Linked DNA regions of Homo sapiens: region 2 is linked to region 1. A link is an interaction called in ENCODE POLR2A ChIA-PET data of the cell type or tissue named here. Cell type or tissue: Caco-2. All regions are shown on one strand. Links, peaks and the distances in the headings refer to the core of each region. The heading gives the core; the rest is flanking DNA.

What was found. Peaks named below come from ENCODE experiments on the same cell type or tissue, not always from the same donor. Only the 100,000 strongest peaks of a DNase experiment are listed, where the experiment ranks them.
Region 2: POLR2A ChIA-PET joins it to region 1 with 13 read pairs; 2 of 35 experiments call an interaction of 5 or more read pairs at or near these places.

The regions. Positions count from the first base shown.
Region 1 is chr19:47,684,901-47,700,524 of GRCh38, reverse strand. BICRA (BRD4 interacting chromatin remodeling complex associated protein) reads right to left here. Exons shown (of 15, transcript NM_001394372.1): 8 at 5,799-6,410; 9 at 5,445-5,625; 10 at 5,051-5,160; 11 at 4,013-4,074; 12 at 1,743-1,891; 13 at 1,466-1,560; 14 at 1,120-1,222. Among named protein-coding and RNA genes, the nearest start is that of EHD2, 21 kb to the left of the region's middle. RefSeq lists enhancers at 859-1,153, 887-1,427, 1,428-1,970, 6,340-6,897, 6,898-7,457. In Caco-2, for the core only: no CTCF peak of the experiment used is centred there; no DNase peak of the experiment used is centred there.
Region 2 is chr19:48,546,810-48,562,433 of GRCh38, reverse strand. SULT2B1 (sulfotransferase family 2B member 1) reads right to left here and starts at 10,262. Exons shown (of 7, transcript NM_177973.2): 1 at 10,111-10,262. The coding sequence starts at 10,181. RefSeq lists a silencer at 8,108-8,402 and enhancers at 7,591-8,529, 10,318-10,842. In Caco-2, for the core only: no CTCF peak of the experiment used is centred there; DNase peaks (open chromatin) are centred at 6,003, 7,913, 8,413 and 10,133; H3K4me3 peaks cover 313 bases.

The sequences.
Region 1 (15,624 bases), core at 4,777-12,776:
CCACACCCGGCTACATGAGGTTATTTATGGTCATGATTTATCTCAACTACTCTGGATACCCATCGATTTCACTCCAGAAATACTAGTGTGTTTGATCACACAGTGCTTCCCCAAACCCACTGGGGGTAAATCAGAAGACAGCATTGAGGTAGCTCATTGCCTTTCTTTTTTTTTGAGACGGAGTCTCGCTCTGTCGCCCAGGCTGGAGTGAGCTCATTGCCTTTCTAAAAGCAAAAAGATTCCAGAACATATCAGGCCCCGAGGGTGTCAGATAAGAGATTGTAAGCTGATCATCATAACCCCCACTTTACAAAATGAGAATACAGAGACACAGAGAAGGTAAGTAACTTGCCCAAGGTCACACAGTTAGTAAGTGGCAGAGCCAGGATTTAAACCAAGACTCCAGCATCGAGCCCCTAACCACGGAACTACCCTTCCTCTCCTACCCTAGAGACTTCAGACTCGCTCCTGGCCCCTCCTTCACTATGGCCACCCCTTTGCACTCATTTAAGTACCAATGACTACTTTTTCAAAATTAAGGTCCAGAGCTCGACGTAAAAAGCCTGCGCCTGGCAGCACAAAGCAGGGACCATGCTTTTATCCAGGGAAGCCCTGGAGTTGGAATGTGGGCAAAGGCTAAGGGAATATTCTGGAAACTCTGGCAGCTGGGATCTGCCTGTACCGTTTCCTGCAGACAGGAGACTAGAGTGAGGCCAGCGAGCCACCTAAGGTGCAACACTTAAGGAGGTGCTCACTCTCAGGGTCCCCAAGCAAAGGACTGGCACCCAAGAGTGGGCGTTACCTTATATATTTTGCAACCTAGGCGCCTGCTCTCCTGTTTTGTGTCCCACGGGGGTGGCAGAAATATTCCCCCCATCCCAGAGTGGTGGGGGTGGAAGGGCCACACAGGGATGGAGGAAGATGGATGTGGGCTATCTGGTCTGAGAGGCGGGAGGTCAGGGGAGGCACAGCTGCCAGCAGGAAGGTGGAGCTGGGGCACCGCCTAGTGGTGGAGTGAGGTAGGGCCACACACCCACTCCCCGCCCTGAATCTAACTCTTCTGCCCAGGTGGGGTGGGGGCACCTCTCCCTCCCCTCCCCTCTCACTCCCCCCTCTCACCCGGCTTCTCCTTGGCCAGCTGTTTATCCAAGGCAAGGGTGGTCTTCTCCTCCTGAATGAACATTCGGTCGATCATTACCATCTCCGCTGAGGGGCTCACCCTCTGGGGTGGGGGAAAAGACGACGTGCGAGTGAACCAGCAAGAAGGGGGAAGGGGCGCGAGCGACGGGGACGATGCGTGCAAGGTCCAAACTGTCCTTGTGATGGGAGCTCCCGCCTCCCTCCCAACCTCCCTCCCGGGGCTAGGAGGGGCGGGAGGCTCCACCTTGCCCAGAGCGGGTGAGGGAAAGGGGCAGTGTCCCAGCGAGGAGGAGCCCAGAGGCGAGGAAGGCGACTCTGACCCTACCCGGGACTCCTCCAGGAGCAGGAGCCGATATTTATTGAGCATGGCCTGGGTGCGTTTCAGCAGCTGCGTGGAGACCGTCTCAAACTCCTCGTCCACTGCGAGGAAGGGAAGAGAGGCAAGGGCGGAGATGTTGGGGGCGGCCGCGGATGCGCAGGAAGGAGGGCGGGGCAGGGTCAGCATAGCGCACCGTGGACCTGCGGCTCCACACTGGCGACGCCCCGCCCCACGGGCTGGGGTCCCCTGGGACATATAGGGCCGTGTCCTGGGGAGGCCTCACCTTTGTGGTAGTCACTGGGGGAGGGGAGGGCGCCCTGGTAGACATGGTAGGGCAGGAGGCGATGCAGGGCGTCCTCAAAGGAGGGGAAGGCCGTCTTGTAGTCGGGGTGCAGGACGGAGCCCTGGTGTTTGTGCAAATGCTCCAGGAAACTGCGGGTGGAAAGGGGAGAGACCACACACGGCGGAGGGTGGGGGGGACGGGTGAGGGCCAGGGGAAGTCCCTGAACCCTCAGCCCCAGGCCGCAACTGAACACAACAGCGGGAAGGGGAATACTTGGGCAGTGGTGTTCCCATGTACTGAACGTGCTTGTTCCATCTCACTGAGTCCCTGGGGCCGACCAAAGCAGTGCTATCGCTATCCCCATTTTACAGAAAGGGAAGGTGAGGTCGAGGAAGTGAAGTCACTCCTCTCCAAAGCACGTAAGGGAGGAAGAGCAGAGCGGGAAGTGAGGCCAGAGCCTGGAAGCTGCTATTCTGCCTCCTGCCACCTGGGGCCAGTGTGGCTCCACCGTGCCTCCTCCAAAGTGCAGCCTTCGGGAAGAAGGGAGGGAGGCTGGATCCTGTCTTCTCACGGGCCGCTTTTGTAGCCCATGTTACAATGGGTTTTGTCTGTTGGCAGTGTGACTGTCTCCCCCACCAGGCAGGCCCAACTCCACCCTCGGCTAAAAACCAGCAGCCTCTCTGCACTGTGGGGGCAGGGACTTTGTGTCACTTACTCCTGTGTTCCCAACATGGGGCTCAGGCCTGGGCACTGAGTGGGGACTTAATTCACACTCCTAGGCCAAGCAGAGGCTCACGCCTGCAATCCCAGCGCTTTGCGGGGCCGAGGCAGAAGGATTGTCTGAGCCCAGGAGTTCAAGGCCAGCCTGGGCAACACAGCAAGACCCTGTCTCTACAAAAATTATTTAAAAATTAGCCGAGTGTGGTGGCACGTGCCTGTAGTCCCAGCTACTCAGGAGACTGAGGTGGGAGGATCACTTGAGACTAGGAGTTTCAGACCAACCTAGGCCGGGCATGGTGGCTCACACTTGTACTCCCAGCACTTTGGGAGGCTGAGATGGGTGGGTCACCTGAGGCCAGAAGTTCAAGACCAGACTGGCCAACATAATGAAACCCCGTCTCTACTAAAAATACAAAAATTAGGCAGGTGTGGTGGCATGCACCTGTAATCTCAGCTACTCGGGAGACTGAGGTAGGAGAATCACTTGAACCCAGGAGGCAGAGGTTGCAGTGAGCCGAGATTGTACCACTGCACTCCAGCCTGGGTGACAGAATGAGACTTCGTCTCCAAAAACAAAACAAAACAAAAACAAAACCAACCAGCCTGGGCAACATAGTAAGACCTTGTCTCCACAATATATATAAAAAAAAATTTTTTTTTTTTGGGTGAGGGCATGCAGTCTTGCTCTGTCGCCTGGGCTGAAGTGCAATGGCATGATCTCGGCTCACTGCAACCTCTGCCCCCCGGACTTATATGTTTTTAAAAAAACACTCATGGTGGGCTGGGCGTGGTGGCTCACACCTGTAATCCCAGCACCTTGGGAGGCCGAGGCAGGTGGATCACTTGAGGCCAACATGGTGAAACTCCATCTCTACTAAAAATACAAAAATTAGCCGAGCATGGTGGCAGACGCCTGTGGTCACAGCTACTTGGGAGGCTGGGGCAGGAGAATCACATGAACGGGGGAGGCGGAGGTTGCAGTGAGCCAATATTGTGCCATTGCACTCTAGCCTAGGTGACAGAGTAAGATTCTGGCTCAAAGAACCCCCCCTAAAACAAAACAAAAAACCCTGGTGGTGGAAGGAGGGCAGGAGAGAGGGCAGGCAGGCATCCAGCATTTACCCATCCATCCGCCCAGACTCCCATCCATCCATCCCCAAACACCCCCCCCATCATCCTCCCAACAGCCATGTCCACCCACTCACTTCCCCCACCCATCACTTCACCCACCCAGTGGGGCTCAGCACCGACGCGGCCCAGCCGTGTGGGAGACATGGAGGGCACAGCAACAACCAGGATGGACCAAACTGCCGCCCTCCTGAGCCCCAGCCTGGCGGAGCCACAGCCCACCCTCCCTCCACCACTCTCTGGTCACCCCATTTTCCAGAGGGGGAAACTGAGGGTCTATGAGGGAACTACATCGCTACCAAGAGGTGGAGCTGGGCTTGGCACTTGGGCCTGCCCAACTCTGCTTCTGGAGGGTGGCCCCATGCTCCCCCAGGTCTCTGGAAGGTACAGGGCAGGCATGCAAGGATGGGGTGTGGACTCACCAGGCTTCCTTGCTGGGCTGAAGCGTGGGGGGCTTCTTCAGGCCACTCAGTTTGCTCTCATACTGGGAGAAGAAAGGCGAGTGAGAGGCCTTTGCCTCCAGAAGCCTTCCCTCCCCCGACCAGCTTCCCCTCTAGCCTAGGATAAAGACGGGACAGGGGACCAGTGTCTCACCCAGGTGGGGGCCTGGCCCCAGCTACAGGATCCCCTGCCCATCACAATGAACCCCAGGGGAAGACCTGGGCTGGGCTGGGGAGTGGACGGAGAGGGTGACAGGCAGGCTGGAGCCCTGGGTGTCCTCTGCCTGGGTTCCCTCCGTCCCCTCGCCCAGGGCTGCCTCTGTGTGACCTCCCTCCTCTGCCGGATGCCTGCTTCCCACATCACCGCCCAGCACCCAGTGCCCCTGCCTCGCACAGTCTCTCTCCCAGTGTGGCTCCTGTCGTTTCGCCCCCCCGCCTCCCTTCCTGGCTTCCCCTCTTGTCCTCAGCGTCTGGCCTTCATTCTGGCATCTCCATCTCTGAGCTTCTCCCGGCCTCTTGGGTCCTGGTCCTCCCACCTGCTCCTCTCCTTGTCTTCTGTCTCCCCCACGTCTTACATCTACAAGTGGCCTCGGCCTCAGCTGTCCCCACCCTCTCACCCTTTCATTCTCGGTCCCTGATCTGCTCCGTCTCCGGTCTGTCTCATCTAAACCCGCCTTTCCTGTCCTGAGCTCACATCTTGTCATCTCAGCCCTGTCCTTCCCGTCCTGTGTCCATATCACCTGCTCTTTCCCCAGTCATAGTCCCTTACACTGTTGCCAGTAGTCTTGGTGCCGTCTCCGTCCCACCGTCTCCGTGTTTCTCCCTCATCTCTGGCTGCCTGTCTGGGTGTCATTCTGCCCTTCCTGTCCCTGCACGGCTGTTCGTGGTGTCTCAGCTGCCTGATGGTCCCAGCTTCATCCTGTCCGCGTCTTCCAGTGTCTCCCTGCCCCTGCCAGCCCCAGTTCCCAGTTCCCGAAGACTCCTGGTCCTGTCCTGACCCCTGCTCTAAGGGCCCCTTACCTGCAGCCCGGAGGGCTTCCCTGGCCCGGAGGAAGCGGCCTTGGCCACATTCAGGGTCGGGAGGTTGCTGGCAAAAGCCTTGTTCTCGGCTGGAAGCAGAGGAGGGAGGCCTGGGGGTGGGTGGGGTGGGGGAGACAGGGCCTGCGGTCACTGCATGAAGGCCCCCTCCTCAAACGGGAGCCCCATCCTGTACCCCACCGCTCTCCTCCTGGCCCTCCGGCCCTTCAAATCTGGGGCCAGCCCTGCCACCTCTGGCCTTCCTGTGTCCCTTGAGTTCTGGCTGATGCCCTGTGCTGAGTCCCACAGCCCTGCCCCAGCCCATTCTCCCTGCTCAGCCCCGCCCACCCATCTTCAGGCCCCGTCTCCCTGGGCACATAGGCGACCTCTCTCCTACCTGTGGCGGCCATGGGTGCCGGGGCGGGGGCGTGGCTGGGGGCAGTGGGGGTCCCAGATGGGGCCTGCCCACTGACCAGCACAGACGCAGCGGGGCTGGTGAGGGGCCCCAGGCTGGTGGAGGTCTGCGGGGCGGCAGGGGCCCCCCCAGCCTTGTTCTGGAGGATGATTCCGGACGGCACCTGAGGAGGGGACAGGTGGATGAGGGGTGGGGAACATAGGCTAGGTGTAGGGGTGTCCAGACGCAGCAGGGCTGGGGAGGATCACAGAGCCGTAAGGCGGAGGGGCTCCCATCAGACTGAGAGGGTGGGATGGGATGGGGCTGATGGGGCGGGCAGTCCCTGCCTCCCGTTACCTGGTGAAATCTCTCGAGAAGAGCCTTCGGCTGGGGCAGCGCTGGGAAGGGGGTGGTCACCATCTGGAAGGTCCGAGGAGGCGGTGGGGGGGGTGCTGCCGGCTCAGGGACCAGGTGGAGGGTTGGAGGGGGAGTGGGGGACTTGTGGGGCCCCTGGCTGGGTGGGAACTGGAGCTGGAAGTCGGATGGCGTAGGGGCTGGCAACCTGGAGGACGTCTCAGAGGAGGAGGCCACAGCAGAGGAGGTGGAGGATGGAGGGAGGTGGGGGGCTGGGGGCAGCGGTCCCTCAGGCGGCTGGGACTGGGGGCGGAGAGGCGGCTGCGGCGGGCCTGGGGCAGTAGGGGCCGGGTTGCTGGCAGGCGGGGGAACGCCTAGCTGGTTTTGGATGACAAAGATGCCAGGCAGAGTTGGGGGGGCCTGGGGTGGGGGGCAAGGGTGCAAGGGTGGCTCTGAGGGAGGGCGGGACACACTCTGTGGCCGGGAGGGTGGGCGGGAAGGGGGCCGGGTGGGGTGTGGGGAGGGCAGGTGGGGGCTGTCCCCCAGAGGGGCCTGGTGAGGTAGTGACGGGGACGAAGAGGGGCCTGGGCCCTTCAGCGGAGCCGCTGCCGGGATCTGGGCAGGGGAGGGAGGGAGAGGGGAGGGGCGGGGGTCAGAACCAACCATAGCTCCTGTTGCCCCAAGACACTGGGGTCCCCAGCCATCCCCGCCAGAAGCCCCCTTCCTAGCCCACACCCATCCTGAGAGAGGAGCCCACCACGGCTGCCCTTCCCTCCCTCGCCTCTCATTCCCCACAGCACCCCCTCCACCTGCCCTCGACCTCTGTCCCCCACCGCAGCTCCTCCACATTTCTCTGGCCTCCGATCTCAACCCCACTTCTGCCCCATTCCCCCCACCCCTCGCAGTTCCCCAGACAAAGGCGAGCCCTGCAGGGTTGGGGTGGCAGCAGCAGAGGAAGCAGAGGCAGTGGTGGCGGTGGCAGCAGGGGCACCACACCCGCTGCCCAGCAGGAGGCAGGAGGGCCGGGCGGCGAGCACAGCAGCGGGGAAGGAGGGCAGGCAGGGCAGCGTCCCAGCCGCCAGCCCCCACCAGCCCATCCAGCCAAGTCAAGGCAAAGAGACACCAGCATGATGCTGTGTACCATGGCTCGGGGTTGATGGCCACGGCACGGGGGCTGCCGAGAATACGGATGGCCACACAGGGACAGGCCTGGGTTCACAGCCACGTGTGGACCTCTGGATGCGGGCATGGGAAGGCCTGGACCCCCTTCTAAGTGTCCTGGGCACCTGCCTCTGTGTGCCTGTGTGTCCATGGCTGCAGGCCTACCTGGGCGCCACGTGAGCTTGCAGGTACAAGCGTGCATGCGTGTGCACGACGTACCAGACTCTGATGAAGCCTGTGTCTGCAAGCACACGCGATCTGGTGCTAGTTCTGTCACACGCACACAGCCACCTCGCCTAAAGCATGTCTCAGACGGAGCACCTTGCCGTTCTGGACCCTCCTCCCAAAGAATCATAACCAGAGCAGCCACTGTGTAACCAGTGGGCACCAGCTGTGCACCCAACACTGGGCTGGCACCGTGATACTTGCTGTCACAGAATCTGCATCCTAGTAACAGCTCATGCTGATCTAACACGAATGGCCGGCCTCCCGCATCCATTTGTGTGATCTCTCCCTAGCCCTGAGGGCAGTGGTAACACTGGACCCATTTCACAGATAAGAAACTGAGGCCAAGGCTCCAAAACTGGTCCAGACTCTCCAGGCTGGTGAAGGCGGAACTGAGGCCTTTACACTGCTCAGTGACTTCTGAGCCATTTCTCAAAGCTGACTGAGTTCAGGCTCAGAGGGCTCAGGATATCTGCCCGAGGACAGCCAGCACCACCACACTCCAGAACCGGGCATCTCGGCATGACATCAGATTCACCACCAGCTTTGGCCTCTAAGTCCCAGGGCCCTTCCAGCATCCCTTCCAAGCTGGGCCCTGAGTAACTTCTGACAGTTAAAGAACCAAACCAAACCAATCAATCAATCAGTCTTCAAAAGGTTTGCCACCTCTAAGAAGAGATGAGAGGCGCAGTCCTTGGCGCTGTGTACGGCTGGTGGGACTGCCTCCTGGAAGGCAGCTTGGTCTGGGGACTTTGAAAGGGTCACAACTTTGACCTGGAAATTCCCCTCCAGGAATCTGTGATGAAGAATATTCGGCCGGGCACGGTGGCTCACGCCTGTAATCCCAGCACTTTGGGAGGCTGAGGCGGGCAGATAACCAGAGGTCAGGAGTTCGAGACCAGCCTGATCAATATGATGAAACCCTGTCTCTACTAAAAATACAAAAATAATTAGCCGGGCATGGTGGCATGCACCTGTAATCCCAGTTACTCAGGAGACTGAGGCTGGAGAATTGCTTGAACCCAGGAGGCGGAGGTTGTAGTGAAATGAGATCGCGCCACTGCACTCCAGCCTGGGCACAAGAGTGAAACTCCGTCTCAAAAAAAAAAAAGAATATTCAAGTACTTGCTATGGGGTTGCCCACTTTGGGAGCATTTACAATAGAGGAAAAGGAGAAATGACTCAAATGGCCAATGGCAGGTGCGTCGCTGAGTCGGAGAAAAGAGAACTGGCCCACTCAGTAGGTTCCAAGGGCTCAGGGAGGTGGCCCACATGCAGCGGCACTCCAATGCTACATGAAATAGGAGAATAATACAACATTACAGGATCCCTGGGCACCTGGTAAAGTTGGATTATGGACAGAGGATATGACAACAGTATCATGTCAATGCTGTCTGCTTTATTTCTTTGCAGTATGATGGTTAAGTAAGAGAATGTCCTTGTTCTCCAAGGCTGAAATATTATACTAAAATATTAAGGGGTAGGCTGGCCGCGGTGGCTCACGCTTGCAATCCCAGCACTTTGGGAGGCCAAGGCAGGTGGATCACTTGAGCCCAGGAGTTTGAGACCAGCCTAGTCAACATGGTGAAACCCCATCTGTACTAAAAACACAAAAATTAGCAGGGTGCGATGTGTGCCTGTAATCCCGGCCACTCAGGAGGCTGAGGCAAGAGAATTGCTTGAACCTGGGAGGCAGAGGCTACAGTGAGCCAAGATTGTACCACTGCACTCCAGACTAGGCGACAGAGTGAGACTCAGACTCAAAAATAAATAAATACATAAATAAATAAAATAAAATATTAAGGGGCAAACGGGTATAATGGTTGCAACTTACTCTCAACTGATTCAGAAAAAAGTGTACACAGAATGAGAATGCTAAGGTCAAGGCAGATGTAGCAAAAGGCTGACAATGGGTAGACGTGGGAGGCAGCCACCAACAATCCTCACCTCCTTGTGTTCAGTCCCCTCCCATATGCTGGTCTTTGTGGCCAATAGAATTTGGCAGAAGTGATTATATGACACTTCCAAGATTAGTTATAAAAAGCCTGCGGCTCCCATCCTGAGCATTCTGTCTGTTTCTATTGGGTCACTCACTTTGCGGGAAGCCAACCGCTGTGTGTCATGTGCTGCCCTTTGGAGAGGCCCACTGAGGAAGCAATTGAGGCCTCCTGCTAATAGCCACACAAGTGAGCGTGGGAGCAGGTTCTCCAGATCAGTGGGACCTTCAGATGACCACAACTTCATGGGAGATCCAGAGCTAGAACCTCCTAGCTAAGCTGCTTTCAGATTCCTAATGTTTAGAAACAGTGTGAGACACGTGAATACTTGCTGTTTGAAGCTGCTAAGTTTTGAGGGTAATTTCCTGCATAGCAATAGATAACTAATACATCTAGTTGAGGAGTAAAGAACTCCTATGAGCTCTCTGTACTAATTCTGAAACTTTTTATGTGTTTGAAGTCATTTAAACATAAAAAGCTTAAAGATACCAAAAAATTAAAAAAATTTAATTTCATTCTCATCAAAAGTGCGCACACACACACACACACACACAATCCACAAATTAAGTCACATGCCAAATGACTTACTGGGGAAAACAGTTGCAACTCCAAATACAAAGTTCATCTCTCTCATATATAGAGAGACTCTAGAAATCACTAAGAATTACAACTGGTGAAAAAGGGGCAAAGGATATGATCAGACAGTGCACAGAAAAGGAAAGACAAAAGGCTTAAGTATTTTCAGAGCTACTCAACCTCACTTGTAATAAGAGAAATGCACAGCAAAACGCACCCCAGGGCACTATTTTTCACCCTAGGGTACCATTTACCACCCGTCGCATTAGGAATAAAGCCTATGTCTAGTAAAGATGCTTGTATATACTGCCCTTAGGGGTCTCAACTGGCACAATTTGCTACAACTCAAGAGGAACGCAATTCAGCAGTAGCTATCCAAGTTATAAATGCACATTTGCTTTAGTCCAGCAAACAGGCTTCCAGGAAGTAAACAGACCTGCATATGTGGGAAATAACAGGTGAACAAGTAGGCCGGGCGCGGTGGCTCACACCTGTAATCCCAGCACTTTGGGAGGCTGAGGCGGGTGGATCACCTGAGGTCAGGAGTTTGAGACCAGCCTGGCCAACATGGTGAAACCCCGTCTCTATTAAAAATACAAAAATTAGCTGGGCATGGTGGCGTGCACCTGTAATCCCAGCTACTAGGGAGGCTGAGTCAGGAGAATTGCTTGAACCTGGGAGGCGGAGGTTGCAGTGAGCCAGTATCACGCCATTGCACTCCAGCCTGGGCAAAAAGAGCGAAACTCTGTCTCAAAAACAAAAACAAAAACAAAACAGGTGAACAAGTTGTTTCCTGCAGCTTCGTGTAGAACGCCAAAATCTGGATATGGTCTAAAGTGCATCAATATGGCATTTCCTGGGGAAATGAACTGTGGCTCTTCTGTACAAAGGAATACTTCAAGACTCTAACAGAAAACAAGCAAACTCACTGTTGCTGCCACAGTAAGTACATAATGAGCTCCCCTTTGGGTACAAATGGGAGAGAAACGTAAACCATATTTGCACTAGGTTGTATATACACGAAGAACTGGAAAGGGATACAAAAATTAGGCCAGGTGGCCAGGCGTGGTGGCTCACGCCTATAATAATCCCAGTACTTTGGGAGGCCAGGCAGGCGGATCACCTGAGGTCAGGAGTTCAAGACCAGCCTGGCCAACATGGCGAAACCCTGTCTCTACTAAAAATACAGAAATTAGCAGGGCGGGATGGTGTGCACCTGTAATCCCAGCTACTCCGGAGGCTGAGGCAGGGAGAACTGCTTGAACCCAGCAGGCGTAGCTTGCAGTGAGCCAAGATCTTGCCACTGCACTCCAGCCTGGGCGACAGAGAGAGACTCAGTCTCAGAAAAAATAAATAAAAATAAATTAGGCCAGGCTCAGTGGCTCATGCCTGTAATCCCAGCACTCTCGGAGGCCAAGGCAGGAGGACTGCTTGAGCCCAGGAGTTCAAGACCAGCCTGGGCAACAGAGCAAGACCCTGTCTCTGGAAAAAAAGAAAAAAAAACTTTCTGATGATCATACTATGTGAATAAAATGACTTATTTAAAAAATGTTTTAAATAAAATTGGGGTCGGGGGGTTAAACAGAAACTTCATACCAAAATATTACTTCTTCTACAATATTTGTCTTAGAAAAAACAAAGCTAGGCCTGGCATAGTGGCTCACACCTGTAATCCCAGCACTTTGGGATGCCAAGGCGGGTGGATCACTTGAGGTCAGGAGTCCAAGACCAGCCTGGCCAACATGGTGAAACCTCGTCTCTCTAAAAATACAAAAATTAGCCGGGCTTGCTGGCATGTGCCTGTAAATCCAAGTTACTTGGGAGGCTGAGGCAGAAGAATTGCTCCAATCCCAGAGACAGAGGTTGCCGTGAGCCGAGATCGCGCCACTGCACTCCAGCCCGGGCGAGAGAGAGAGAGAGACTCTGTCTCAAAAACAAAAAATAAAACAAAACAAAGAAAAAAAAATTTTTTTTTTTTGAGACGGAGTCTCGCTCTGTCACCCAGGCTGGAATGCAGTGGCTCAATCTCAGCTCGCTTGCTGCAACCTCCGCCTCCCGGGTTCAAGCAATTCTCCTGCCTCAGCCTCCTGAGTAGCTGGGATTACAGGCACACACCACCATGCCCAGCTAATTTTTGTATTTTTAGTAGAGACGGGGTTTCACCATGTTGGCCAGGATGGTCTCGATATCTTGACCTCGTGATCCACCCAACTCGGCTTCCCAAAATGTTGGGATTACAGGCATGAGCCACTGTGCCTGGCCAGAAAAAATTTTTTTTTACCAACTGCTTGCACACAGTGGTATTACATGTGACTTATTTTTCTTCTTTGTTCTTTTCTGTATTTTCTACATTCTCTAAATGAGCACAAAATTATTATTATTATTTGGTCTTCAACTGCTAGCCTCAAGTGATCCCCCATCTTAGCTTCCCAAAGCAAAAAAACTAACATATGAGTGGATTGTTCACCAAGAGATTCCCTCCTTCTCTTCCTTCCATTTCTTTCTTTCTTCAGAAATGAGATCTCGCTATGTTGTTCAGGCTGACCTCAAACTCCTGGGCTCAGGTGATCCTCCTGCCTCAGCCTCCCTCCTGAGTAGCTGGGACTACAGGCATGAGCCACCACGCCCAGCTTCCAAGAGATTTCGAGAGCCCCACGTGGAGGCGGCAAGATGCTCAACTTCACACACAATTAGAGAAAAGCACAGGGGGTGTGTCACTTTCCAGCCTGGCAAAGAACAGGCCAGCTGCTAATCTCGTGTGTCAGTAAAGCTGCAGGACCAAGTGAAGCCATCACTGGCATGAACCTTTTCAAAAAGGTTTAGCACTTTCCACAAAATGGCTGGAAAGCTTATCATCTACGTCTGGCAATTCTATTTCTAGAAATTTACCCTACAAGTACTTTCATACCTGTGTGCAAAGCATGGGTGCAAGTTTTTTTTTTTTTTTTTGAGGCAGAGTCTCACTCTGCTGCCTAGGCTAGAGTGTAGTGGCACGATCTCAGCTCACTGCAACCCTCTCTAGGCTCACTACAATCTCCGCCTCCCAGGTTCAAGGGATTCCCCTGCCTCAGCCTCCCAAGTAGCATAGCTGGGATTACAGGTGCCCACCATCACGCCTGGCTCATTTTTGTATTTTTAGTAGAGATGGGGTTTCCCCATGTTGGCCAGGCTGGTCTCACACTCCTGACCTCAGGTGATTGCCCGCCTCGGCCTCCCAAAGTGCTGAGACTACAGGTGTGAGCCAACACGCTCAGTCAAGAATATCTTATAGGAGTTTTGTTTGTTAACAATGACAAATAAACCACCTGAAGTATTCCTCAAGAGGGGACTGAATAAAGAAATAATGGTATGTCCATATCACAAAACACAATAAAGACATCAAAAGAAAGAGGCAAACTATAGCCCACAAGCCAAGAATAATTTTTACATTTTTAAACAGTTGAAGAAAAAAAATCATAAGAATACTATTTCGTGACTTGCAAAAATTACATGAAATTCCAATTTCAGTGTCCTTAAATAAAGTTTTATTGGAACACTCCCGTGTTCATTCATTTACATATGGTCTGTGGCTGCTTTTGTGCTATAATAACAGAGACCATATGGCCCGCAAAAGCCTGAAACGTTTACTATTGCCTCTTTATAGAAAGTTGCCCAGAAAAATAAACAAATAAATGAATAAAAATCAAATAAGCAAAAAGAAAGTTTGCCTGGCTTCTTTCCCTTCATAGCTCTTTCAACATGCCCAACTCTGTTCTAAAACATTTTAATGTTAATATACATCTATTAATTTACAGATATTAGTTTATTTAACCCTCACAGCTCTACAAAGTAGCCGCTGTTCCTATCATTCTGATTCTGCACGCAAGGACACCGTGGTACAACAGAGAGGCAAGCAGCCTGCTGAAGGTCACAGGGCCTGTAAGTGGCCAAGTCCTATTTCCTAACTCCCACATCACAGCAATCTTCCCAGATGGTAGCTTGCAAAAAAACCCCCAAAAATAAAAACACACCCCTACACATAGTAACCATTGGTAATGGCTCAAGTCATCTTAGGGAGTTGGAACCAGCACTTAAAAAGAACAGTAGAGGCTGGGCGCAGTGGCTCACGCCTGTAATCTCAGCACTTTGGGAGGCCAAGGTGGGCAGATCACCTGAGGTCAGGAGTTTGAGACCACCCTCGGCAACATGGTGAAACCTTGTCTCAACTAAAAATACAAAAATCAGCTTGGCATGGTGGGGCACTCCTGTAATCCCAGCTACTTGGGAAGCTGAGGCAGGAGAATCGCTTGAACCTGGGAGGTGGAGGTTGCAGTGAGCCGAGATAGTGCCACTACACTCCAGCCTGGGCAGCAGAGGGAGACTCCATGCCTCCCCGCTAACCCCAGAAAAAACAATGGAAACAAAATAGAAAATATTGATGTGTATCACACATTGTAATATAGGTAATATTTCATGAAACTTTTGTTTCAGTGATATGTGTATATATACAAATACATATATGTATGCATGTCCTGGGTGGTGACATAAAATGAAATTCTTGTGCCGGGCATGGTGGCTCATGCCTGTAATCCCAGGACTTTGGGAGGCCAAGGCAGACAGATCACCTGAGGTAAGGAGTTCAAGACCAGCCTGGCCAACATGGAGAAAACCTGTCTCTACTAAAAATACAAATATTAGCTGGATGCGGTGGCGTGCGCCTGTAGTCCCAGCTACTCGGGAGGCTGAGGCAGGAGAATCGCTTGAACCTGGGAGGTGAAGGTTGCAGTTAGCCAAGATCGTGCCACTGCACTCCAGCCTGGGTGACAGAGAAAAAAAAAAAAAAACAAATTCTTATCCCGGGTGGTGGGTCAAGGAAAAAAAAAGGTCTGAAAGCCAGTGCTCCAAGATGCGTTGCTAAATAAGCAAAGCCAGATGCAGAACACAGTCTTTGCATTTCTGTTTGTGTTAACACAAAGGGAAAATGTACGCATGCGCGCGCGCGCGCACACACACACACACACACACACACACACACACACACACACACACAGAGGCTGCCAAATCCATCTGGGTACAGAGAGCACAGAGTTCCTTCCGAGTGCAGGGGTTGGAGTTCGGACAGTAAGGGAACCACTATTCTTACAAACAGTAAGAATCACCCAGATTGGGAACTGCTATTCCGTGCATTCCTGCATATCCACAGGATAGCGGTTCCCAGTCTGGATGATTCTGTCCCCACCAGGGGACACTTGGCCAATCACCCAGTCACACACCCACCCATGCCATCCATCCGTCCGTCTATTCAGCCATCCATCTGTCCATCCATTTGCTCACCCAACAAACATTCACTGACCACCTTCTGTCATGCTGGGTCCCCACTGCTGCAGATACAGCTACTGCGGAGGGCCCTACCTTGTGCCTCCGAGCCTCTGTGTGTGACTAAGAATCAGCTCGTGTGCACACCTGCCTGTGCGCACTAAGCTTCCTTCTCAAAGGTCATCCGCGTGGCCAGGCACAGTGGCTCACGTCCATAATCCCAGCCCTGTGAGAAGCCAAGGTGGGAGGATTACTAAGCCTAGGAGTTCGAGACCAGCCTGGGCTGCATAGTGAGACCCCATATCTCCCCCACAAAACAAAATACAAAAAAAAAAAAAATTAGCTGTGCGTGGTGGCACATGCCTGTAGTCCCAGCTACTTCGGAGGCTGAGGTGGGAGGATCACTTAAGCATGGGAGGCGGAGGTTGTAGGAGTCAATATTGCACCAGTGTACTCCAGCCTGGGTGACAGAACCAGACCCTGTTTCCAAAAAAATAAGTTCAGCTACAGCATCATTACTGCAACTGCTAACAGTAAGTGTCTGTTCACTGAGCGCTGGCTCTGTGCAGTGCCAT
Region 2 (15,624 bases), core at 4,279-12,278, 860 kb before region 1:
GATTACAGGTGTACACCACCACGCTTTGCTAATTTTTTTTTTTTTTTGAGACAGAGTTTCGCTCTTGTTGCCCAGGCTGGAGTGCAATGGCCATCTCAGCTCACTGCAACCTCCACCTCCAGGGTTCAAGTGATTCTTCTGCCTCAGCCACCCGAGTAGCTGGGATTACAGGCATGTGCCACCACGCCTGGCTAATTTTTTGTATTTTTAGTAGAAACGGGGTTTTACCATGTTAGCCAGGCTGGCCTTGAACTCCTAACCTCAGGTGATCCGCCCGCCTCAGCCTCCCAAAGTGTTGGGATTACAGGCATAAGCCACCACACCTGACCTAATTTTTGTATTTTTAGTAGAGACAGGGTTTCGCCATGTTGGTCAGGCTGATCTCAAAACTCCTGATCTCAAGTGATCCTCCTGCCTTGGCCTCCCAAAGTTCTGGGATTGCAGGCGTGAGCAATGAGCCCGGCTAATTATTGTGTTTTTAGTAGACATGGGGTTTTTGCCATGTTGACCAGGCTGGTCTTGAACTCCCGACCTCAGGTGATCCACCTGCCTCAGCCTCCCAAAGTGCTGTGATTACAGGCATGAGCCACTGCACCCAGCCAAGGCCCATTTTGGAGAAGAGGGGAGTGGGGCTCTGGGATGTAGAGCATCTCACCCACATCTGCCTGATGGGGAACACACGTTAGGTTCGAGGTCCCTGGCTCTGTCCCTTGAAGCCTGACAGTCTCACCGCAGGCCCTGCCCATCCGAGTCCCACTGTAGCTGGGCTGCCAGTGTTCCGTTCTCACTGTCCAGTTTGGCTTGTTCCCTGAATGTCGCATGCTCCACTACACCGTGGAACCGCACCCTGCACGACGCCTGTCGCCTGGGGCTCTTCACTTTTTTTCTCTCCTCCTTTCTCTCAAACACCTCCTCTCTCTCTCCCTTCCAGCATACCTTTATTATTTATTTATTTTATCTTAATTAATTTATTTATTTTATCTATCTATTTATTTATTTATTTTGAGACAGTGTTTCACTCTTGTTGCCCAGGCTGGAGTGCAATGGCACGATCTCGGCTCACTGCAACCTCTGCCTCCCGGGTTCAAGCGAGTCTCCTGCCTCAGCCTCGCAGAGTAGCTGGGATTACAGGCATGTGCCACCACGACCAGCTACTCTTCTATTTTTAGTAGGACGGGGTTTCTCCATGTTGGTCAGGCTGGTCTGGAACTCCCCACCTCAGGTGATCCGCCTGTCTCGGCCTCCCAAAATGCTGGGATTACAGGCATGAGCCACCACACCGGGCCCGAATTTATTTTTTTGAGACAAGATCTTGCTCTGTCTCCCAGGCTGGAGTGCAGTGGTGCGATCTCAGCCCCACAGCAACCTCCGTCTCCTGGGTTCAAACAATCCTCCTGCCTCAGCCTCCCGAGTAGCTGGGATTACGGGCGCCCACCACCACACCTGGCTAATTTTTATTTTTTTTATTTTTGAGACGGAGTTTTGCTCTTGTTGCCCAGGCTGGAGTGCAATGGCAGGATCTTAGCTCACTGCAGCCTCTGCCTCCCGGGTTCAAATGATAGGCCCACCTCGGCCTCCCAAAGTGCTGGGATTACAGATGTGAGCCACCACGGCTGTCCTAATTTCTGTATATTTACTAGAGATGGGGTTTCACCATGTTGGCCAGGCTGGTCTCGAACTCCTGACCTCAAGGGATCCACACGTCTCGGCTTCCCAAAGTGCTGGGATTATAGGCATGAGCCACCACGCCCAGCCTCATTGACAGTTTTTGAAATTGACTATATGTGGAAATGATATTTCAGATAGATTAGATATGTGATTAAAATTAATTTCACTTGTTTCTTTTGTTTTTTTAAAAAGGTGGCTACGAGAAAATGTTTTCCTATGGGCTCACGGTATATATCTATGGAGGGTGGCCAGGGTCATGGAAACCATAAGGGTGACAAGTCCCCCCGAGAAGAAATGGCCACTGAGGGGCAGCCTCTGACTGCAGTTCCAAGCCCCTGTTGGATTCCTTTCTCTGGCATGAGGGTTATGAGTGGGGCCTCAGTTTTCCCATCTGTAAAATGGGCATTGTAACACTGGGACCACACAGGGCTGTTGTGAAGACTCAGTGAGCTCATCCCCACACAGCCTTCAGCACAGGGCCTGGCTCAGGGCAGATGCTCAGGAAGCTCATCATTATTATCATTCCTCACCCATCCCCTCCCTTGCTAGCATTCGAGTTTCTGGCTCAGCAGCGGTCTCAGAACTGGGGAAGGAGGAAAGAGAGAAACAGCACAAATGCTGAGTCAGCTGCGAGCCCAGGTCAGGCCCTTCCCCGGTCATTGCCCGTTTCACAGACGCTCAACCCTGAGGGCAGTCCTTTCTACCAGGAGGGTCCCAGCTCCTGAGCCATAGGGGCGGCATTCGAACCCAGGACTGCCTTCCTGTGGGCATTCTTCTTTTCTTTTTAATTTTTTTTTTTTTTTTTTAAAGAGAGATGAGGGTTTGCTATGTTGCCCAGGCTGGTCTTGAACTCCTGGCCTCAAGCAATCCTCCTGCCTTGCCCTCCCAAAGTGTTGGGATTACAGGCGTGAGCTGTGGCACCTGGCCCCTGCAGGCTTTCTTGCCTGCGGTGTCACGGTCCCCACTTTCCCAGATCCTTGGGGCTCTGGTCCCCACGTAAGTAACTGGCCACACCTCTCTTAGGGCCTCCACTCCAGGCCTCCGGGCAAGGCGAGGGTCTCCCTTCTCAGCCTGGCATTTATTCCATGTCATGGGTGACCCACTGGGTCCCACAGTTCCTCCTCCAGACCCTCTGGGTGGCAAACTGGGCTGCTTAGTTCTTTCCAAATGGGTCCTGAACTCAGCTGGCCAGCATGGCGAAACCCTGTCTTTATCAAAAATACAAAAATTAGCTAGGCATGGTGGCACATGCCTGTAATCCCAGCTACTTGGGAAGCTGAGGCAGGAGAATCGCTTGAACCCAGGAGGCGGAGGTTGCAGTGAGCTAAAATCACGCCACTGCTCTCCAGCCTGGGCGACAGAGCAAGACTCTGTCTCCAAAACAAAACAAAACAAAACAAAACAAAACAAAACAAAAAACAAAACCAAATGGGTCCTGAACTCTGAACATCACCACTTCCAACCTTTCCTCTGCCAGTCCGTACACAGGCCCACCAGGCACAACTGCCTCCCCCCACCCCAAAGAGCGAGTGGAAAGGAAAACGCATCCTGTCCCTCACTCTTCAAGGCTGAGTCCCTCGTCAGGGGCTGGGTGGAGAAGGAGGGAACCGTGAGCATCTTTTTCCACTTCTCCCCAAGTCCCCGCATCCGCTAGTGCTGGCCCCGAAGCCCCTCTCCCTAGTCTGCCTGCCCAAATCTCACCCAGCGGGGAGGCAATGCCTTATTATTTCTTAATTGTTTGAAACCCCTTGATCAGCCCGTCTCAGAAAAAGCAGCTTCAGGCCAGTCGCGGTGGCTCACACCTGTAATCCCAGCACTTTGGGAGGACGAGGCGGGTGGATCATCCGAGGTCAGGAGTTTGAGACAAGCCTGACCTATATGGTGAAACCCTGTCTCAACTAAAAATACAAAAATTTAGCCAGGCGTGGTGGCGCACGCCTGTAGTCCCAGCTACTCAGGAGGCTGAGGCAGGAGAATCGCTTGAACCCCGGAGGCGGCTGTTGCAGTCAGCCGAGATGGTGCCACTGCACTCCAGCCTGGGCAACCAGAGTGAAACTCTGTCTCAAAAAAAAAAAAAAAAAAAAAAGAAAAGAAAAGAAAAAAGAAAAAGCAGCCTCATGACTGGCAGGGCTTTGGCCATAAAATCATTCATGTGGCTCAGCCCTCCCTAAGGAAGGTGGGGCCGGGGTTGTAAAACCAGAGCTGGCCCCTCCTCGCCCTCCCCGTCAATAAGAGGCAGAGATCAGAAGGTGCCGGCGCCAGGGACTCCCGAGATCAGAGCGCGGGGAGGAGCGGCCACCGCAGCTCTCCTTGGCTGCCCGAGGCGCCCCAGGTCCAAAGGCCGGCGTGGCTTCTCTGGCCTTGACACTCTCCGTAGCCCAGCACGCAGGGAATGCAAGGAAACGCCTGGAACCGCAGAGCGCCTGCTAACGCCTCCTGTCTGGGCTGAGTCTCCCTCCCGGATCTCGCTCCTTCCGGGTCTTGCTCATCCCCAAGTTCCCCATCCAGGGCGTGATACAGTCAGGCTTCCCTGGTTCAAATCCTGGCTACGCCCTGCTTGGCAGCTGTGTGACCCTGGGCAAGTCACTCAACCTCTCTGGGCCTCACCTCTTACAGGGGATGATAGTAGTTAAAATGGGTTAATCTCCGACGGCTGTAAGGATTAGATGAGGTAATACAGACAGCACTCAACAGGTTGAGAACAACTGCAAGGATGTTACAGGGATTATAACATCCTGGGCTTGTCAGCCTACTGGGTCAGCAGCCCATCCTGCCTACCGCCTGTGCCAAATGTTTTCCTCTTACGATTTTATTTTTTTTAATTTTTTTAATTTTAATTATTTTTTGAGACAGAGTTTCACTCTTGTTGCCCAGGCTGGAGTGTAATGACACGATCTCGACTCACCGCAACCTCCGCCTCCTGGGTTCAAGCGATTCTCCTGCCTCAACCTCCCGAGTAGCTGGGATTACAGGCATGCACCACCATGCCCGGCTGACTTTTTTCTATTTTTAGTAGAGACGGGGTTTCTCCATGTTGGTCAGCCTGGTCTCCAACTATCGACCTCAGGTGATCCGCCCACCTCGGCCTCCCAAAGTTCTGGGATTACAGGCGTGAGCCACCGTGCCCGGCCTCTTACGATTTTAATTTAGCCCTTATTATCCTTTTAAGTCCTTTTTACATACAAGACCACATGGAACACATATTAAATTTCTTTTTTCTTTTTTTGAGATGGAGTTTCAATCTTGTCACCCAAGCTGGTGTGCAGTATGCGATCTCAGCTCACTGCAACCTCCGCCTCCTGGGTTCAAGCAACTCTCCTGCCTCAGCCTCTCCAGTAGCTGGGACTACAGGCAAGTGCCACCACGCCTGGCAAATTTTTGTGTTTTTAGTAGAGACGGGGTTTTACCATGTTGGCCAGGCTGGTCTTGAACTCCTGACCTCAAGTGATCCGCCCACTTCAGCCTCCCAAAGTGCTGGGATTACAGGCATGAGCCACAGAGCCCGATCTCACATATTAAATTTCTCATAATTCATAATGAACCCCATAAACTAGAACATTCTGAGCGATGCATCTTGCTGATATCTCTGGGCCCCTTCCTGTGGCATCTACCCGTCCCTTGAGCTGCTATCCTGAATTAAATTCTGGTCAATTCCTTGTTTGGTTTTTATTTTATTTTTTTAGAGACGGGGTCTTGCTGTGTTGTCCAGTCTGGTCTTGAACTCCTGGCCTCAAATGATACTCCTGCCTTGGCCTCCCAAAGTACTGCAATGGACAGGAGCCACCATGCCTGGCCTAGGACAACTTTTTTTTTTTTGAGACAGAGTCTTGTTCTGTTGCCCAGGCTGGAGTACAGTGGCAGGATCTCAGGTCACTGCAACTTCCGCCTCCTGGGTTCAAGCGATTCTCCTGCCTTAACCTCCTGAGTAGCTGAGATTACAGGTGTGTGGCACAACTCTGGCTAATTTTTTTATTTTTAGTACAGATGGGGTGTCACCATGTTGGCCAGGCTGGTCTTGAACTCCTGACCTCAAGGGATCCACCTGCCTCGGCCTCCCAAACTGCTGGGATTACAGGTGTGAGCCACTGAGCTGGCAACTTTTTTTTTTTTTTTAAATCACATATGCGTGTATTCTGAAAACAATAGTTTCTCTCCCTGGAGGTGCTTAAAAAACGAACCATTTGAGAGCCACTCAGGTCTGCTGCAGGATGGCCCACCACGGGGAGTTTCCACGGCAGCTGGCCCTCTCCTGACCCAGCTGCCCCTTACTCTCCTGAAGCCACCTGTGTCCCTGTGCCCCAACCATTCCCTTTCCCAGCACTCCCTGCCCCTCCTCCCCGTCTGCTAACCCTGACTCATCCTGGAAGCTCCGGCTCAGAGGTTGCTTAATGGAGCCTCCATTCATTCATTCATTCTTGACGTCCTTTTCACAGATTTCCTACATTCATTTCCTATCCACGAACAGGCCAATATTTTGGTGCCACGGGGCAGATTTGAAGCTAGACCAGCGTGATCAGGGACCTGGGACCTGGCGTGGGTGTCTGCCTGCATTCTCTCATTCCCCTGGCCAAAAATCCTAAATTGCCCGTGTTGAATCTTAACGCCTGAGAAGTTTGGCAAAGGAAGGAGAGAGGGCAGAGGTCAGCCCAGGCAAAGGACACTGCGCTGGTGCACGCAAAGTCCCGAAAGTGGCGAAACCCTTTCTCTACTAAAGATACAAAAATTAGGCCGGGCGCGGTGGCTCACACCTGTAATCCCAGCACTTTGGGAGGCCGAGGTGGGCACATCACCTGAGGTCAGGAGTTCAAGACCAGCCTGGCCAACATGGTGAAACCCCGTTTCTACTAAAATACAAAAAATTAGCCGGGCATGGTAGAGTGTGCCTGTAATCCCAGCTACTCAGGAGGCTGAGGCAGAAGAATCGCTTGAACCTGGGAGGCGGAGGTTGCAATGAGCCAAGTTCGCATCACTGCACTCCAGCCTGGGTGACAGAGCAAGACTCCATCTCCAAAAAAAAACAAAAATTAGCTGGGTGTGGTGGCGCATGCCTGTAATCCCAGCTACTCTGGAGGCTGAGGCAAGAGAATCACTTGAATCCAGAAGGCAGAGATTGCAGTGAGCCGAGATTGTGCCACTGCACTCCAGTGTGAGCCACAGAGCAAGGCTCTGTCTCAAAAGAGAGAGAGAGAGAGAGAGAGAGAGAGAGAGAGAGAGAGGATGTCTCTGGGATCCCTATGCAAGGAGCCAGATAAGCAAAGAGAGAGAGAGAGAGAGAGAAGATGTCTCTGGGATCCCTATGGAAGGAGCCAGATAAGCAAAGGCACTGTGGCAGGGAACAAGCGTGGCCAGGGAATTCAAAGTAATAGAGTAGATAGGCCGGGCACGGTGGCTCACGCCTGTAAGCCCTGCACTTTGGGAGACCAAGGCGGGTGGATCACCTGAGGTCAGGAGTTCGAGAACAGCCTGGCCAACATGGTGAAATCCTGTCTCAACTAAAAATATAAAAATTAGCCAGGCATGGTGGCGGGTGCCTGTAATCCCAGCTACTTGGGAGGCTGAGGCAGGAGAATCGCTTGAACCTGGGAGGCCGAGGTTGTAGTGAGCCGAGATCGTGCCACTGCACTCCAGCGTGGGCGACAGAGTGAGACTCCGTCTCAAAAAAATAATAGTAATAATATTAACTGGGCGCAGTGGCACGCGCCTGTCATCCCAGCTACTCGGAGGCTAGAACCTCAGAGCGCCCGCTTCACCTCCCATCTGGGCTGAGTCTACCTCCTGGATCTCGCTCCTTCCTGGTCTTGCTCATCATCCCTAAATTCCCTGTCCAGGGCATGATAACAGTCAGGCTTCCCTGGTTCAAATCCTGGCCGTGCCCTGCTTGGCAGCTGTGTGACCCTAGGCAAGTTACTCAACCTCTCTGGGCCTCATCTCTGACACAGGATGACAGCAGTCAAAGTGGGTTCATCTCAGATGGCTGTGAGGATTAGATGAGGTAATACACCTGAACCTGGGAGGCGGAGGTTGCAGTGAGCCGAGATCGTTCCACTGTGCTCCAGCCTGGGTGACAGAGCCAGATTCAGTCTCAAAAAAAAAAAAAAAAAAAAAAAAAAAGCAGTAGAGTAGCTGGAATGCAGGTGAGGAGGCTGGGGGGGCGGGGTGGGTGAGGGCTGGGCGCTGAGGAATTCACTGGATGGCTGGGAGGAGGGGAGGAGCAGCCTGGGACAGCCAAGGCTGGAGTGGTGAGGTTGGGGGGAGATGAGGAGGCCTGAGCTGGGGCTGTGGCAACCGAGAGGAAGAACCAGGGCAGAGAGTCAGGGGACAGGGGTGGGGGTTGGGGACTGACAGGCTGGGGGCGAGCAGAGGGGGAAGTCGGGGCCAGGAGAAGCCCTGTGGATCTGAGCCAGTGATGGGGAGGGGACATCCCTGAGATGGGCAACCTGGGAGGAGGTGCGAATCTGGGGGGGTACGTGGCGTATCTGAGGGGGTCTGGGAGGGGCACATCCCGAAGGAAGTGGGCCCCAGGGGGATGCTCCAGCAGGCTCGCTGGGGAGAGGCACGCTTCCAGGCCTGGGGGATTCCAGAAGTGCCTGGAAGTTTGAGGTCCTAAGGGCACCCCCCCAGGGCTCTGCAGCCATCAGGGCTGGAGGAGTCTTGCAGGGGAGGGCTATTCTCCCCCACGATGACGAAACCGAGCTTCGCAGAGGGTCAGTGACTAAACCAAGGTCACCCACTTAGCGAGGTCACTCAGGGCGTTTTATGACCAGCTGGCAGAGCCGTCGCGGAGATAAAAAAAAGGCTCCCAGGTGCCTGGCTGGGGTGGGGGTGAGGCCTTCCCAGAGGCGGGAACCCTGGAGGCGAGCTGGCTTATCTGTTTATCTCTGGAGAGAAGAATTGCAGAACTCAGAAGTCCTGGATTAGACAATGTTGAGTAAAGAATGCTGGGGCCTCCCTCACGCAGAACTGGGCCAGCCTGGTCACAGCTCTCAGCCCAGGAGGCCCAGAGACATCAGGAAGCTTGTCTAGGTCACACAGCAATCAGGATTGAACTGCTCCTGTCTCTGGAGTCCCAGGCACCCAGGAAGGCCTCTTCATGCCCCAGCTTCTGGCTGAGGGAGGGGAGGGGAGGGCCTGAAACAGTGGAATGAAATGAGGCGGCCAGGCGTGGTGGCCCACGCCTGTAATCCCAGCACTTTGGGAGGCCGAGGCAGGTGGATCACCTGAGGCAAGGAGTTCAAGAACAGCCTGGCCGACATGGTGAAACCCTTTCTCTACTAAAAATACAAAAATAAAATTAGCCGGGCATGGTGGCGGGCTCCTGTAATCCCAGTTACTTGGGAAGCTGAGGCTGGAGAATCACTTGAACCCAGGACGCGGAGGCTGCAGTGAGCTGATATCGTGCCATTGCACTCCAGCCTGGGCAACAAGAGCGAAACTCCATTTCAAAAAAATAAAATAAAATAAGAAAGGAATGAGGCAACTGGGCTGAGAACAGGTCTTGGTTGTCTCCCTCCTCACAGCCCACGGTGGCTGGAGGGGCCCAGGCTGCCAGGAAGGTCTCACTTGGCAAGAGTGCAAGATACGAGGGGTTGGAGATTGTCTCAGCAGTTTGCTGTGTGATCTGGGGCAGGCTGCCTGCCCTCTCTGGGCCTCTGCGCTCCCCTAAAAGATGGAGCCACGGGGAGGGGTGTAAAGGGGACATCACCAAGGCTGTGAGGAGCAGGAGAAACCACAGGCTCTGGCGTGAGACAGACCGGGTTCAGATTTGCTTCTAGCTGCGTAATTGCGGTCATGTCGCGTTCCCTCCCAGCCTCAGTTTCCCCATCTGGAAAGCAGGTACTGTCAAAGTGTCTGACTCATCCCCAGGAAGAGGGAGTCACGCTGAGCTCATGGAAGTGGGCAGTGCTCTGCCCTAACCACTGTTAGGAGACCTGAAGAGTCCAGAGCCTGCCCTCTCCGCCCCAAGTGCCCTAGAACACAGCTTCTCCCTCTGGGGGTCTCAGCAGCATCCCAGTCTCTCCCATTTCACCCCCAAGCACCCCCGTTATTTCAGGGCTTGCATGGGGTGTCCTGGGTACTACAGGCTGTTGTGTTTCCTGAGCAACTACTATGCACCAAGCTGCCTGCTCTCTTCCACTGCTCTATCAGGGAGACACAGGGCTTGTGGGCCCCTTTGACAGACAGAAAAACTGAGGCCCGGAGAGCGACAGGGACACCCCAGGCATCCCCACTGGTGACTCAACACGGTCGGGTCCTCACTCCCTTCTCAGGAGGGACCTATACACCACACTGGATGCCCCAGCCCAGCCCAGCCCCTCCAGCTAAGTCTGGGCCAGGCCTGCGGCTGCGGGTGGCTGGAGGCCACCCTTGCCACAGTCCCCGGCTCCCCCAAACAGCCACCTCCTCCCTGGGATCTCCTGGCTCCTGCCCAGGTCTGGGCCTCACCTGATTTCCGAGATGTCATCTTCATAGGTGTCCCACAAGCCCGGGATCTGGGGCTCGGCGGGCCCGTCCATGGCAGGTGGGTGAGGGTGGGGAGGGGAGGACGAGCAGGGAGCAGGCGGCACAGAGGCCAGGTGTGCGCAGCGACAGCGTCTGCCACCTGGGGAGCCCGCCAGGTGCCTACTCCGTGCCCGGCCCAAGGGGAGGGGCAGCACCCAGCCGGTTCTCCCAGCTGCTACCCACGCCTCCAACAGCGGGGAGAGGCCAGAGGGAGCCACCCTGCTCTGAGGGCGGGGAGGAGCAGTGATGGGCACGTCCTGGCGTCTGGTGCTCAGCTGGGGGCAGAGTCCAGGGGGTCAGTGCCAAGCCCACGCCAGAACCTTCCGGGCTGGCAGTTCTGGGCCTGTGGGCACCCACCTGGAGCCCACGTTGCTCATTTGGGAAATGGCGCTGATCTCGCCCATCTCAGCGAGTTCATTCATTCATTCATTCATTCACTCATTCATTCCTTTATTCATTTGAGAAATATTTACTGAGCATCTCCTGTCTGCCAGGCGCTGTTCCAAGCACTAGGCCACCGCTGGGGAAGGGGCAGACAGAAACTTGCCCTCACGGGCTGACGCGTAAGGGGCACCCTGGAAACAGACACAGGGACAGAGGCACAGCCAGGACCACGGCAGCACAGACAGGGCGGGAGCCAGGGAGAAAGGGAGAGGGCAGAGGGCATGGGAGACAGAGACCAGGAGGGGACTGAGATGCACAGGGGCCAGAGACCTTGAGAGACGCAACAGAGATACACGGAGGGCGGAGACAGAGACACACGGACACCCAGAGGAGACAGAGACACACAGGGGTCAGAGACCCTGAGAGACCCAGCAGCGATATACAGAGGGCAGAGACAGAGATACATAGAAAGGTCAGGGACAGGGAGAGACACAGATATGAGAGACAACTGCCAGATATGGTTGGGCGTGAGAGTCTGAAGGTCACAGCCCTGGTTCAAATCCCAGCTCCAGTGCCTCCCAGCTGTGGGGCCGGGAACCATCTTGCTCATAGGCTCATCTTGCCTTAGTTTCCCCATCTGTGAATGGCACCCATCGGGCTGTTGTGAGGACTGAGGGAGACACTCTCAGCTGCTGGTGGAGGATCTGGTACACAGTGAGCTCAGCATAGACGGTGTTCTCTTCTCTTCTGCCCCCACCCCAAACCCTGGCCCTCCCCAGCTGTTGGTCCCTGACCCCTCAGAGTCCTGGAGTCATGAAGCCAGTCTCCCCACCAGTGGTGGCAGGTGCCTGTAATCCCAGCTACTTGGGAGGCTGAGACACGAGAATCGCTTGAACCTGGGAGGTGGAGGTTGGAGTGAGCTGAGATCACATCACTGCACTGCAGCCTGGGCGACAGAGAGAGACTCCATCTCAAAAAAAAAAAAAAAATGCCAAAAGAAAGCCTGTGCAATGGCTCACGCCTGTAATTCCAGCACTTTGGGAGGCCGAGGCGGGTGAATCGCCTGAGGTCAGGAGTTCAAGACCAGCCTGGCCAACATAGTGAAACCCCATCTCTACTAAAAATACAAAAAATTAGCTGGGCATGGTGGCAGGTGCCTGTAATCCCAGCTATTCGGGAGGCTGAGGCAGGAGAATCACTTGAACCCTGGAGGCAGAGGTTGCAGCGAGCCAAGATTGTACTGTTGCACTCCAGCCTGGGCAACAAGAGTGAAACTCCATCTCAAAAAGAAAAAAAAAAAAAGCCAAAACAAATAAAATTGTATATACTGACCAATTATTGTTGCATAGGTGAGGGGGATGGAAGACGTCAGACTCACCTAACAGATGCAGGAAGGGGGCCCAGAGAGGTAATGTGGCTTCCCCCAGGGCACACAGCACTGCCCGCCTTCACTCTGATGGTAAGCAGAAAAGGAGGGTTCTGGGGTATCCCATCTCTCAATTCACCACCCCAAGACCCGTCTCCAGGAGGCTGAGCTGTGGGAGCACCCGCCCCTGCCCCCAGCCACTACCGAGTCCACATCCTCAACATTCTGCCTTGATACTTTCAGTGTTAAGCCTTGATGTTCCTGCTGATAAAAAGGCTCTCTTGCAGGGTGGGTGGAAGGGTGAGAGGGCCAGGCATCCCCCTCTGAGGCTGAGTGAACCCCTCTGATGTCGGAGGTGGGGGACTGAACCATGACACCCCACCAGGCCTCCGGCTGGGCTGTCTTCACCTTTGTTTTCTATTCAATGACCCTTTGTCCCTGGCTCTGTGTGCTGCTGGGGTGGGGGGTTAGGGAGAGTCTGGGGAAGGGAATGCCCAGGTCCTTAGGGATCCTGAGAGGGAAACTCGCAGGCAGGTGCGGAGGCATCCCCGGGGCACAGGAAGGTTGGGGAGCAGTAGGGCCTGAGGTTGTGCCTGAGTGGGCAATGGAAAGAAACTGGCCAAACTAGGCGGCCTAAGACCCAGGGGAGGCTCCTACTGCAGGGCCTTTGCCCTTGCTATTCCCGCATGTTCCTGATACCTGGGAGCTTCGTGGGCTCCTATCGTCTGACTCTGCCCAGTGTCACCTCCCCCAGGCTCGTCCACCAACTTCTCCATTCCTCTTTCCTGTTTTACTTTTTCCCATAGCACTCGTCACCATCTGACCTCCTAAATGTTTTGCTTCTTTGTCTTGTTTACCATCTATCTCCCCACTAGACTGTCAACCCCATGAAAGAAGGGCTTGTTCTATGTCAAATCTGCGGTTATTTCCCAAGGGAAGAGCCTGGAATATAGTAAATGCTCAATAAGTGCCTGTTGATGGAATGAATGAATTGTCACAGGAAGACGTGATGGAATGAGTGAAGGTCATGGTGGTGCCAGGAGAAGTCCACTGAATCTCTGTGGAGAATGAGGAGGGAGCTGAGGAGATGCAAAAGCCTGATTCTGGAAGGCGAGGGGTCCAGACTCCTACAGAGGTGGCAAGGAGGAACCAGAAGACACCAGAGTGACATTTTAGCCAATTGTGAGAGTGCAGAGATACTAGTGGAGACCATCAACCCCCAGAAATGAATCTGAGGGTCTTGGACATCTGGGAGACAAGGACGAGACCAGAAGGATGAAGGAGTGGGCTGGGCTTGGTGGCTCATGCCTGTAATCCCAGCACTTTGGGAGGCCCAGGCGGGTGGATCACGAGGTCGGGAGTTCAAGACCAGCCTGGCCAACATAGTAAAACCCCGTCTCTACTAAAAATACAAAAATTAGCCGGGAGTGGTGGTGGGTGCCTATAATCCCAGCTCCTCAGGAGGCTGAGGCAGAGAATTGCTTGAACCCAGGAGGTGGAGATTGCAGTGAGCCGAGATTGTGCCACTGTGCTCCAGCCTGGGCAACAGAGCAAGACTCGGTCTCAATTAAAAAAAAAAAAAAAAAAAGATGAAGAGTGTGGGAAAATGCAAGTGGAAAACCCAGAGCCACTTGGTCATGGGTAGTGAGAGGAGCAAGGATTATACATCCATTCATCCCTCCAGCTGTTCATCCCTCTATCTATGCATCCACCTGTCCCTCTATTCATCCATCATCCATCCACCCGACCATCCACCCAACCATTCATTCAGCCACCCAACCACTTATCCAATCATCCATTCAACATCCATCTATCTACCCATCCAACCATCCATCCCTCCATCCATTCATCAGCCATCAAACCATCCACCTCTTCATCCATTCATCATCTATCCATCCATTCATCCATCCAACCATCTACTCAACCATCCATCTATCCAGCCATCCATCACCCATCCATCCATTTTCCATCCATTCATCTAGCCACCCAACCATCCAACCATCCATCTATCCATCCATCCTGCATTCATTCAGCCATTTATTCATCCATCACCCAACCATTCCTTCATCTATCCATTCATCCATCCATCCTGCCATCCATTCATCACTGTCTATCCATTCATCCATCCAAGCATCTACTCAACCATCCTTCTATCCATCCATCCATCCTCTATTCATCCACTCAGCCAGGTATCCATTCAACCAGCCATCTATGCATCCATCTTTCTATGCATCCTCCATCCATTCATCCATCCATCCAACCATCTACCCATCCATTCGACCATCCGTCCATCCATCCATCCATCCATCCATCCATCCATGCATCCACTCATCCATTCATCCAGGCATCCAATAGTCTATTTTTCCAACTAATATCTGTAGAGACCTCCTCTGGGTCAGTCTCTGATATTGTGTCCACAAACAAGACATGTAAGTAAATGGCTTACATCTGTGCTGTCCATCCCAGAAGCCACTGGCCATAGGTGGCTATTTAGCACCTATGTGCAATGTGACTGAGAAAGTGAAAATTTTCCATTTTATTTCATTTTAATTAATTTAAATAAATTTAATTTAAAAAAATTAAAATTAATTTAAATTAATTAAAATGAATTAATTTTATTTCATTTTAAAAATTTTTAAAAAATAAAAAATTATTTCATTTTAATTAATTTAAATGAAATTAAATTTTCATTTAATTAATTCCATTTTAATGTACCTTTTCGAAATTGAGCATCAAAATTGAGATACAAAGCATATAAAACATCTCATGGGTAATTTCTATATTGATTACATGCTGAAGTGGTGATATTTTAGATACATCAAATTGAATAAAATCTATTCCTACAATTAATTATTTTCTTTTCTTTTTTCCTTCTAGTCTTTTTTTTTTTTGAGACGGAGTCTTGCTCTGTCACCCAGGCTGGAGTGTAGTGGCATAATCTTGGCTCACTGCAACCTCCACCTCCCAGGTTCAAGCAATTCTCCTGCCTCAGCTTCCTGAGTAGCTGGGATTACAGGCGCCCACCACCATGCCCGGCTAATTTTTTTTTTTTTTCGTATTTTTAGTAGAGATGAAGTTTCACCATGTTGGCCAGGCTGGTCTCGAACTCCTGACCTCATGATCCTCCTGCCTCAGCCTCTCAAAGTGCTGGGATTACAGGTGAGCCACCACACCTGGCCCTTCCAGTCTTAAAGCTGGAGAAAACTACAATTAATTTTACCTGTTTCTTTTTTGTTTTTGAGACAGAGTCTCACTCTGTCACGATCTGTGCATCTCGGCTTACTGCAACCTCTGCCTTCCAGGTTCAAGTGATTCTTCTGCCTCAGCCTCCTGAGTAACTGGGGTTGCAGGGGCGCACCACCATGCCCAGCTAATTATTTTGTATTTTTAGTAAAGATGGGGTTTCACCACGTTGGTCAGGCTGATCTTGAACTCCTGACCTCAAATGATCTGCTCACCTCAGCCTCCCAAAGTGCTGGGATTACAGGCGTGAGCCACCGTGCCTGGCCACCTATTTCTTTTTGCTTTTTTTAAAAAATGTGGCAACTTGTGGTGTGTGCTTGGAGGCTATTTGTATTGACTGCTGGCTTGGGCTAAGTTCCATGTGCTTGATACCCTGGCTGTAGAGGCCAGGACCTTCTTGGGAGGCCAGGAATGACTTCCCAGGAAAAGGATGCCCCAGTAGGCAAAACCAAGGACAGAGGAAC